Regions from separate parts of the Homo sapiens genome. Here region 2 is linked to region 1. The links are chromatin loops, found by intact Hi-C in ENCODE. Cell type or tissue: chondrocyte. All regions are shown on one strand. Links, peaks and the distances in the headings refer to the core of each region. The heading gives the core; the rest is flanking DNA. Region 1 overlaps ENDOV (endonuclease V). Region 2 overlaps RPTOR (regulatory associated protein of MTOR complex 1).

Evidence for each region. Peaks named below come from ENCODE experiments on the same cell type or tissue, not always from the same donor. Only the 100,000 strongest peaks of a DNase experiment are listed, where the experiment ranks them.
Region 2: it touches region 1 in a loop (4-fold over the local background); 19 of 110 quality-filtered maps call a loop at or near these places.

The regions. Positions count from the first base shown.
Region 1 is chr17:80,424,280-80,429,641 of GRCh38, reverse strand. ENDOV (endonuclease V) reads right to left here. Exons shown (of 10, transcript NM_173627.5): 6 at 4,542-4,610; 7 at 4,022-4,150; 8 at 982-1,046. Among named protein-coding and RNA genes, the nearest start is that of MIR4730, 7.5 kb to the right of the region's middle. RefSeq lists enhancers at 3,688-4,187, 4,188-4,689. In chondrocyte, for the core only: CTCF peaks have their summits at 2,392 and 2,601 (motif pointing left); DNase peaks (open chromatin) are centred at 1,941, 2,671, 3,531 and 4,141.
Region 2 is chr17:80,857,326-80,862,687 of GRCh38, reverse strand. RPTOR (regulatory associated protein of MTOR complex 1) reads right to left here. Exons shown (of 34, transcript NM_020761.3): 13 at 4,788-4,898. Among named protein-coding and RNA genes, the nearest start is that of CHMP6, 130 kb to the left of the region's middle. RefSeq lists enhancers at 4,222-5,151, 5,152-5,362. In chondrocyte, for the core only: CTCF peaks have their summits at 484, 688, 3,077 and 3,283 (motif pointing right); DNase peaks (open chromatin) are centred at 2,347, 3,077, 3,537, 4,227 and 2 weaker places.

The DNA.
Region 1 (5,362 bases), core at 192-5,191:
GCAGGGCAGAGCACGCTGCTCAGACACGCAGCTTGCATTCAAGCGGGCCGGCCTCCAACTCTGGGAGAGCTTGGGGGGTCCCCGCCACCTGCTCCCTCAGTTCTCAAAGCAGCCTAGGGAGGCCTGGGAACAGCCCCTGGCTTAGAGGGAAAATGAGCACGAAGGAACCGCAGCCCTTCAGTAACTAATCGTGGGCGAGGGCAGGGCGAATCCCAGGCCTGGGGCCTCCTGCGATCTTTGCCTAGGGAGTGGGGGTGTCCTCTCAGCCTGGAGGCTCAGATGCAGGGCCTGGAATCCAAACTGCCCACACTGAGAGAAGAGGAAGTAGCCAGACTGAATTCTGCTTTACTCCTTATCAACACTCAGTGTCCCAGCCTCCTCATCTGTAAAGTGGGGTCACAGTACTTGTCTCACATCAAGGTTGCTAGCAGGATCAAACCATCTGCAATGGTTTTAAGACAATGCCTTGCACTGTTAGCGGTGACTGTGCCAGGCACACTGTCACTCTAACTTACAAGAACCAGTGGGACAAGAATTACAGAGCCTATCCCGACGATGAGGAAGCTGAGGCTCGAAGAGTGCAAACGCCACAGCTGGCTATGCAGGGCTGGATCATGTCTGACTCCGAGGCCACGCCTTTTCTGCAGAGCCCACGTCCTGGTACCTCACAGGCTAAGTGGACTGAGGAAGGCTGGGGATAGCCCTATTGGGAGGTAGGGCTTGGACCAGACAGGGCCGTAGTTCCAGGGCTTTGCGTGGAGGCAGTGGTGTTTCTGGAGAGTTCCCACGAGAATAGGAGTCTACCCCACTCCACTCTCCTCCCTCTTTGAAGACCTCTCCTGTGTCCCCTGCCTTCCCTGGCCCTGCACTGTCTGTCCTGAGCCACAATATTGCAACAAGGAGAGGCTGAGCCACCGGAAACAGCCCATGCAGGTGTCTGTGAGATGCCCCTTTAGTGCCCCAGCCTCCCTGGGTGCTCACCTCGGTGTGGGTGGCCCGGGGAGTCCCAGCGACTTGCGGATGTGCTCTCGGGAGCAGATGTCAGCCTGGGGGAGACAGACGTGCTGCTGGGTGCTGAGCTGGTCTCTAGACCAGTTTCCCACCAGGAGCTGCTGCTGGCAATGCCTCCATCCCCCACAGAAGCCCACTCAGGACACACAGGTCACAGCCAGTTCTTCAGGCTCAGGAGCCGCGGCCCTGTCAGCGAGTGTGGGACAGGCATGCCTGGGACTTTGGGGTCAAAGCCCCGCAATGGCAGCTCTCAAACCGAGCTGGGCAGTCCCTGAAGGGCCTGAGTAGCTGGTGAGTGGACAGGCTGAGTGAGGGGGTCCTGGGTCTCCTCCCCACCAGTGGCAGTTGGAGCTGCTCAGCCTTCACTGGTTTCCAGTCTGTGCTTCCCTGTAGGCTCTGCGCAAGCCGAGGCTTCCCTGCTAACACTTGCTTCTCTGGGGGCTCTGAGCCCAGCTGGTCTGTCCTCTCCCTGACTAGATCAGCAGTAACCCCTGTCCCGTCTCCAGAATCACCAAGATAAAAGAGGGCGGTGGGCCACAGGCTGGGATGGGGGCAGACCCTAGCAGGGAGGGACACTGAACAGGGCTCAGGTCTGAGTGGGAACCCCCGGGGGCATGGGGGGTCTGGCCCTGGGAAGTCCCCCTGATCCCAGCTCAGATGAGCTTAGATTAGCTTCAGGGCTGCACGACTCATGGAAAGCAACGGCTAATCCCCCAGCCTGCTCCTGCTTCCATTCATGGGGGAAGTGGGGCAGCGGTAGGCGGGGCCAGCACCTCTCACCTTCCCCTGGAGCGGCCCAGCCTGGCCTGGCAGGAGAGCCTGGACCTGGCAACCAGGAGCGCCGCAGCGCCTGTGACCATGGGGCCACCAAGACGGCCCGGCGCGGAGCCAGGGAGAGAGCAGACCAACACTAACCCCGTCTGTGCTCTCCCAGGACCTTCTGGAACAGAGCAGGAGGTGAACCTGTTGAGAGGTGAGTGAGCTCAGGAAGAAAATGGACCGAGAGACAGAGCCAGCCCTGCAGGACACGATCCTCGGCTCACGCCCAACAGTAAGAAGCTGCGGGCTCCTGGTACGGGGTGGCTGCATATCCCAACTGGTTGCGGCTTTCCTTCCTCTGGAGGGTGGGCCCAGGATTTGGCAGGCTCTTTGCTGGTGCTAGGCACAGATCCTTGCTCTATTTCTAGATGCTTAAGGTACTCACAGGCCAGGTGTCCCCTCCCTTGCAAGGATGGGCCACTGTCCTACTCTGGGGCGCGCTGAGGCAGAAAAAGGTACAGGAGCTCCAGGAACTGTGCTGTCTGCAGCAGCAGCACGACCTAAAGTTCCTGTGGCTGAAGGCCTGGGGGACAGTTTCTTGGGTTCTCTCTCGGAAGACCACACGGCTGAGTTGGAATGGAGGAAGAAAGGCCTCTTTCCTGGGGGCTGGGGACACAGCTCACAGGCTTGAGAGTCCACACACCTGTGCCCTGAGCAAAGCCCTGCAAGGCTGTGGAGCCCGCTCTCAGACGCCACCACTGAGCACAGCTCCCCAGGGCGAGGGCCATTGTGGTATGTGGGCTGCTGCTGCCCCCTGGAGGCCACACTGCGCGCCAGCAGCCGGAAGGCCCCGGCCCGAAGGTGGTGGCCTGGGGGTTTTCCACCGGTGCTGCGGCTGCCCCAGGGCAGGCTGCAGGGCAAGCGGTGGGGTAAGATGGGGAAGGGGCAGACACCAGGGAGGCTCAGGGGCTGGGCTGCTGGAAGCAGCATGGCTTGTGCAGACCTGCGTCCACAGCCTCCACAGCACGCACAGCGGCCACCTAAAAAGGCCAATCTGCGGGCGCCCCGCTGCCAACTCACAGCCATCCAAGTCCCTGTGGGTGACGTCTGAAACCCTGGCGCACCCCAAGATGCTCACGGGCTCCCACCCACTCTGTACTTCACTGCCATCTGGCTCCGGCCACACCTTCCTGCTGAGTTTTTGTTTTTTAAAGTTTTTTTGAGATAAGGTCTTGCTCTGTCACCCAGGCTGGAGTGCAGTGGCCCAATCAGGGCACACTACAGCCTCGACCTCCTGGGCTCAGGTGATCCTCCCGCCTCAGCCTCCTAAGTAGCAGAGACCACAGGCACGCACCACCACACTTGGCTAATTTGTTTTTACGTTTTTTTTGTAGAGACGGGGTCTATGTTGCCTAGGGCGCCCTCAAACTCCTGGGCTCAAGTGATCCTCCCACCTCTGTCTCCCAAAGTGTTGGGGTTACAGGCGTGAGCCACCCTCCGGGCCCCCCATTTCTTGAGCACATCAAACTCCTTCCTGCCCAGGGCTGTCCTTCCCCTTCCTCCAGCGGGTCTCTTCCTAAGACTGACTTTTCTTGAACCCTCACTCTGTGGGCTTCTCTGGGACAGCATCCACCCGTGTCTTGTGGTCCCCTGGTCCTATCGAGGCTGTCTGTGGGCATCTCGTGCCAGCTGTCTCTCCCTGGCCCACAGGCTGAGTCCTTTCTCAGCTGAGCTGATGGCTTCAGCAGAGTTCTCACCCTTCCTGGGGGACCGAACACCAGTTTTGTGCTGGGTCCTGGGGCGGGCATACCCAAGTCCCCAGACTGGCGTCTCTGGGGCCTGCACAGCTTTCCTGCAGGAGCCTCCTGGCTCAAGTTCAGCTGCTCCCTCTGGGACCTGAGGGGCTGGCTGGGAACTGGCAGGACACCTCACCACCTGAGCTAACATCACTGATTCTCCAAGCTGGCCTGTATCTGGGTGCAGGAGGCTCAGAGAGGCTGGGAGGCTGAGTGCATGGGGTGCAGGGCCTGGGGATGAACTCTTGGGAGCCCTGCACCCCCCAGTCTACTGTCCTGACTGCAGGGCCCAGCAAGCTCTCCAGCAAGATGTCTGTGACCTGTCCTCGGCCCAGGAACCCCCGTCCTCATGTCACTGCACTCTGACCCCAGCTGAGCTGCTGGGGAGCCCTGAACAGCAGGTGGCAGGAAGCAGAGGAGCCTGTGCTGCCTCCCCGCATCCCCAGCACACCCACCTGGCGCACGGGCTCTGGGATCCGGAACCTGCAGCAGCAGCAAGTCAGGCGCACAGCGGCCTCCAGGCTCATCCTGTGGCCCACGGAGATGTAGAGGGGCCTGGTGCTGCGGTCGTGGCTCCTCAGGGCCTGTGACAAGGAAGGCGAGGGCTGTCCTGTGGGCTGGGCCACCGGGACCAGGGTCAGGACAGCCTCAGCAGCTGGAGCTCTGACAAAATGTCCTGGGGGCAAGGGGGAAGCTGAAGGGGCAGTGCTCTCAGGGGCCAGGGCCTGCCCACCCTCAGGGCGCCTTCCTGCTGCTTGTCCCTGGGGGAGGGTGGGCTCCCTCAGCACGGCTGGAGGAAAGAAACACAAACATCACACCCTGGACTCAGTCAGAGGCAGGAGGATGGATGGACGGGCAGGCGGGGGGTTGATGTGGGCAAGTGTGAGTGCACGCGTGTCTGCATGCACCTGTGTCTGCCTGCAAAGGATCCCCTACCCCGGGGCTTTGGAGGAGCTCAGGGCCCTAGCTACTCACCATTCCCAGGACAGTCCCAGAGTCTCCCAGCAGAGGGAATGAGTCTCCTCGAGTCTGCAGGAGTCGGATCTGGAAAATGGAGGGAAAAATGGGGAAAAAAACCCCTCTCTTCTTGGTGAAGGGCTGAAGGCAAGTCTCTATTTTTTGAGACGGAGTGTCGCACTGTTGCCCAGGCTGAAGTACAGTGGCGCGATCTCAGCTCACTGCAACCTCTGCCTCCCGTGTTCAAGCGATTCTCCCACCTCAGCCTCCTGAGTAGCTGGGACTACAGGCATGTGCCACCACGCCCGGCTAATTTTTTGTATTTTTAGTAGAGATGGGGTTTCACCATGCTAGCCAGGATGGTCTCGATCTCCTAATCGCGTGATCCACCCACTTCGGCCTCCCAAAGTGCTGGGATTACAGGAGTGAGCCACCGCAACCGGCCCAGGTCTCTTTATTTTTAAAACCCAGTCACTGGGCCAGGAAAGGGAAGGGGACTGATCTTGGAGGTGAGCCACAGCCCAGGCAAAGCCACACCACCTGAGACGACACTGAGCGTGCAGGCGGTGAAGTGGTCTTGTCCCTGAGCTGAGGGTGCTGCCCACAAGACCCTGTTCAAACCTGATGATGGGGCTTAGAACAAGGGCAACAATCTGCCCAGGGCCGCTGTGCCAGGCTGGCAGCCACACAGGTGCCGCCACTGCCCAGTGATGGGTGCTGAGCCCGCTTCCTTCCTGTGGCTTCTCTCCTGCTTTGGGCACATCTGACACAGCTCAACAGGCTGGTATTTCTGGCGGCGGTGGACTGGCTCATTGAGTGGGTCTAAGGTCCCCATCAAC
Region 2 (5,362 bases), core at 199-5,198, 430 kb before region 1:
GGGCGGAGCAGACATCATGGTGGGCGGAGCCCCGGAGGACCACCAGCAACACGAGGAGGGGGCGGAGCAGACATCATGGTGGGCGGAGCTCCAGAGGACCACCAGCAACACGAGGGGGCGGAGCAGACATCATGGTGGGCGGAGCTTCGGAGGACCATCACCAACACAGAGGGGCATGCACACATTGTAGGGGGTGCACACATCATGGGGGGGTAGGGGTGGAGATCCGGAGGACCGCCAGCAACATCCATGGCCAGACGTGGGGAGGGGAAGGGAGTAGAGGAATGACCCCTCAAAAACACAGGGAACTTTCATCTCTGGGAAGTTATCGCCAGGGTAACGATGGAAGGAAGGGCGAGGCAGGTGAGGTAGACGAGGCTCAGTTTCTACCGGAAACACTTCAAAATGCCCCTCAGTGGAATGATTGCTTTTAAACATGCAGGTGCAACAAGCTGGTTAAGAAATTAATTCACAGGAAGGCCTGTGATGCCTGCAGGCAGTTACAAGAACACTGCAGGCAAGGGCATGCCCAGCTGGCTGTGGGAACAGCTCCCCAAGCAGTACTGAGCAGATGACCCCTTCAGCAGCATGAATAATAAACCCGAGGCCCTGGTATCTGCCTGGAGCAGGGTGTAAAACGAAGGCACGCTGCAGCCTCCGTGCTCATGGCCACGTTCTGCCATTTGGGGCACTCGAGAGCAACAGGCCCTGGGAGATCCACGGGACCAAGAGCCAGTTTTAAACAAGACGCCCTGCACTGCAATACCATGATGGGCTGTGGATGCAGTGAGAATGTCACGAGGAAGGTACGAGGAAGGCTGTCCCCTTTCACCAAGAGCCACCCCTGAGACTAAAAATAAAGACATCATCAATTTCCAGGTCCTAAAAGGTACTAAAAACACGAAGTCTGAGAATCAAAGTTGGCTTAGACACGTTCCTGCAGCACTGGCGGTGCTGGGGAGCAGGCTCAGGCGGCCGTAATCCCAGACCTCTGCATGCAGATGGCATCTCTTCCTCCCTTCACCCTGGGCTTTGTGTCATGTGAGGGTCACCGTTTTGTGCATCCCAGAGCCCCTACACATGGTCCTTCATCCGTGGCCAGGTGCCAAGATATTTCTAAGTGTGTCCATGTAGATGACGAAGATATGGGTGTAGGACAGAAACCACGTTTCAAAATGACTTCCTGCCAAACACCCTTTGTTTACATAATGTGGCTCTTCAGTGAATTTGAAGAAGAGTAAAATAGAAATGACCCACACCTCTCGCGTCCTGATCCACAAAGCCAAGCTTTCTGTTTAGCAAGAAAAGGTTTTAGTGTAACAGGGACAGGCAGGAGAGATGTGAGATTTACGTGGTGCCCCTTCCTGGTCCTGTTCCTGTTCCTCTATAATTTACACAGCAGTTTTCCACGTCCTGGTTCTGAGCTCTGGAACTGTGGCTGAAGGCAGACGGCCGAAGGCTCATGATTTTACAGAGGCAAATCATGGCCAAGGGAAGTGAAAATGACTTGTAAGAGCAAATGCGGTGATGGGATCAAACTCAGGGTTTTAACCTTAAATCCAGTGCTTTAGCCAATCTTTCAAAGCAGTCATTCTTTATCTGTAGTTTAATGGGTAGCAGGGAAAATATTTTGCTGAAATATATGGTATTCAGGTCACCATTATGGAGCGTTCTCTGGTCACAGCCAGGTGCAGAGCACTGGGCCCAGGAGGGTTCAAGGTTGAACTGAGGTCAAGGTCAACCTCAGCTGTGCTGAGAGGAAGAGCAGCAGCTCCCCGCATCCAGCTCAGGAAATCAGGAGCAGCTGGGAGAGATGGCAAGCACGGTAGCCGACCCGTGCCAGCAGAGCCATGGTCAGTGCCCCAGGCCCAGAAAAAGAGTGAGAGATCCCAGAACCGGAAGAGGGGCTGGAAGCTGCTTCTGCTTGGAGAGAGCATATACATAAAATCCTAGGGAATCTACAAGAACCAGTGAACTAGCAGAAAATCCCAGGGAATCTACAAGAATCAGCGGAACCAGCGAGAGGTCAACTGGTGCTGGGTACGACTGACGCCTGCCTCCAAGGTGGAAGCCCTCACCGTCCGCTTCGGCAGCAGCCTCCCCACTGCCCCCTGACTTCAGCTGTGACACCAAAGTAGTACGTGAGGACTTGGGGTGTGGGGAGGCTATGGTCAGGGCTGGGTGCAGGGAGCAGAAGGGCTGAGCAGGGGCCCAGGGGTCCGTGGGCAGCACAGTTGGGGACCTGATGGCCTGGGCTGGACTTGAATCAGCAGCGGCTGTGGGTGGGAGACACAGCAGTGGCTTTGTGTGGGGTGTGCAGGGCTGACGGGTGAGAGCGCACAGTGCGGGGTACGAGCCTGTGGCTCGGGGTGCCTGCCAGTGCCTGGACAACAGGGTCAGTGAATTTGGCTGAACAAAGCCCAACAGGGCAGCTTCAGCGAGCACAGCAGGTCCTGGTGGCCAGTGCGACATGGCTGACAGGGCTAAGGATGAGGCTGGGTCTCAGTGCCAGTGACTGGACGGAGGAGCTGACAGAATGTGGCCTGGGGAGCGCCGGGCAGCAGGCAGGAGCCCCGGGGGCTTAAGCTCCGTCCACTCTCCCCTCACCTGCCACACAGAAAAGGAAAGGGTGGTCTTCCCCGGCTCCAAGCCATGGCCTCTCCAAGGTGTTCTTGGCACTCTCCTGTACTTGCTCTGTGACTTTGCTAGACCTTCCATTTCCCTGTGTGGGCAAGGAGCTCCAGACCCGGCGCAGGGGCCCAGTGGGGTGCCGGCCCCTCGCATGGCAGCTATGTGGCCCCTGCTCCCTCCTGTGGGCGGCGCCTCACCAGTAAATAGGCTGCAAATTCAAGCTAACTTCACAGGGGACTTAGGAATTAAGAGACTTTGCATATGAAAGCCGCCTGACAGGGCGCCACACACACATGCACGCACAAGCGCCCACATACATGACCACCCCCGCACACACGTGCACACAGCAGCTGGCCGAAGTCCGGGGGGAACGTGGACCTGCTCCTACAGGCCTTCTAATGAGTTGCTGGGGCTGGTTTGCTTCAAAACCAAGCAGGGAGCAAAGCCAGCCTTGCCCTGATGCCGGCTCCTCCGTCCCGCTCTCCTCACCCGTGGCGGCACCCCCAGAGCAAGACTGACTTGGCTTCTTCCCGGGGCTCCCTGCCAACCTGGCTCCGAGCCCAGCTCTGTATCACACACGTGTGCCCCTCCGCACACGGACAGCTAAAGGCAAAGGCATCTCTGGGAAATCTTTGTCCCCAACAACCCTGCAGAGGGCAACATATCCCCCAACTCCATTCTCAGCACACACCCTTTGTTCTAGAATCTTCACGTTCTATAAATGAGCCCTTCCCAGACCCTTTGCACCACTCTGTACAGCTCTCCTCTCCACTGTGTCACACGAGGAGCTTTCGAGAGTTCTCCCGCAGCTGAGCCTTCCACATTTTCCTTCGAGGGTCTCGCCTGCCATCACCACTGGGTAGACGAGGTCCCCAGTCTTGGCATCGGGCCAGCCCTGCTCCTAGGCCGCACAGGGCTCCTGACCAGTTGTCTCTGGAAGGCTCCCCGAGCCCCAGCCGGCCACACAGGCTTCAGCCCGAGTCGCCTCTCCCAACCCAGGCTTGGTGCCGCCCTCCCAGCCCTGCAGCCCGACCTCCTCTGCCCACCCTCCTGGAGGAAAATGCTCTCCACCCCGTGTTTCCCTACAATCCACTTGACACCGAGGCCAGGCAATGTTTATAAACCACAGCTTCATTCTTTGATGTCTTTGTTCCAAAATCTGTAATAATCCCCATGCCTGCTAAATGAAGTTCAACTGTGTCTACCGGGAACCGTGCACCGTCTGCGTGGATGGGGCCTCCCTGCGTGTCCCCGCACACAGCCACAGGGAGTGGCCTGCCCTCCTCTAAATGTCTTCCCAGCCCTCCCTGCCACCTCCATGTTTGGACCCCCGCCCGACATCCACCCCCTCAAGGCCCTTCCTGGCGTTTCCAGTTCAGCATAGGCCGGGTCTCGCCCACACGACTTCTCAGCCCCACTCCTCTGACCCATCTCGCTGGTAGCTCCTGCAGGAGGTGACCCTGCCTCACAACAGGGCTGGTGTCACCTGCAACCCCTGCCAGCACCCAAGCATAAGCCGCTGGGGACAGGGACAGCTGACCTTGTGTCTCTCTTAACATAGCTAAATATGGGTCCCTGGCCTAGATGATTGAGGGGCGAACACATGGCTGCAGGGCCAGGGCTGATGCCCGTCAGAGAGGACAGAGCTGGACAGCCCCGTGTAAGGGGGTGGCCCCTAACACCTCGGGGCCTGGCCCAGACCACCTGTGCAGGGTTGAGGAGGGGGAGAAATGCAATGGTGGGCACAGGAGAGCCAATGCGGGGTCTGGGCGAGGCAGAGGCCAAGTTTATGCCATGGCGGGGTTGCTTCCAGTCAGGGTCAGGAGCACGGGGACAGCCTTACGGGGGTCAGACACAGGCAGGGGGACTGAGTGCAGGGCACCAGGGGAAGGCCAGGGACAGGACGGTGTGGGGGGACTGAGCGCAGGGTACCAGGGGAAGGCCAGGGACAGGACAGGTAGGTGACAGCCCCCACGACCCAGAGGTGGCTGCCGAGGCGGGCGCGTCCCACTTTACCCCAGAAGAGAGGAAGGGAACGGCGGTGCCTGGAGAGGGAGCGAGGCTGGAGAAAGGGCAGGCTGGAAACGCAGGGCTCGGCATCCCCAGAAGGGCCGGCAGGTTCACATCACTCTGGGGAGGAGGGCGGGGATACTCACGCTGTCCACTGCGAGGATCTTGGCCCAGATGAAAACGAGAAGTGGCCGCAGCTCTCGGGCCGAGCTCTGGAGCAGCTTCAGCACGTAGGGGAAGATGCCGACAGACAAGGCCTGGGGGCGAGGGAGGGCGTCAGCGCACCTGTGCCGCAGCAAGGGAACGGGCAGCAGCAGGGGTGCCACGCGGGACCAGCTGCGGTGCTATCTTCAGCACATATGGGAAACGCAACAGGAATGAATGGGCCTCACTTAAAGTAAAGAGGGGCTTCCTCCAGATTTATTCATCTCTGATTTATTCCTAGAAGCTGCCACATACTGCCAGCCTTGACTGGTGTCAAGAGACTGGAATGAATCGGGTGGCAGCTTTTCCTTGTGGAGGCGCAGGCTGCTTGCGCCTGGGGCCCTTGCCTGCCCTCAGTGGCCTCGTCTGCTCTTGGCAGCAGAGCATCAGGCACCTTCACTGTGTTGCTCACGTACGAGCCACGGCCACCTGTGACGGCACGGCCACCTCTCCGTGACGGCATGGCCACCTCTCCGTGACACCACGGCCACCTCTCCGTGACGGCACGGCCAGCTTG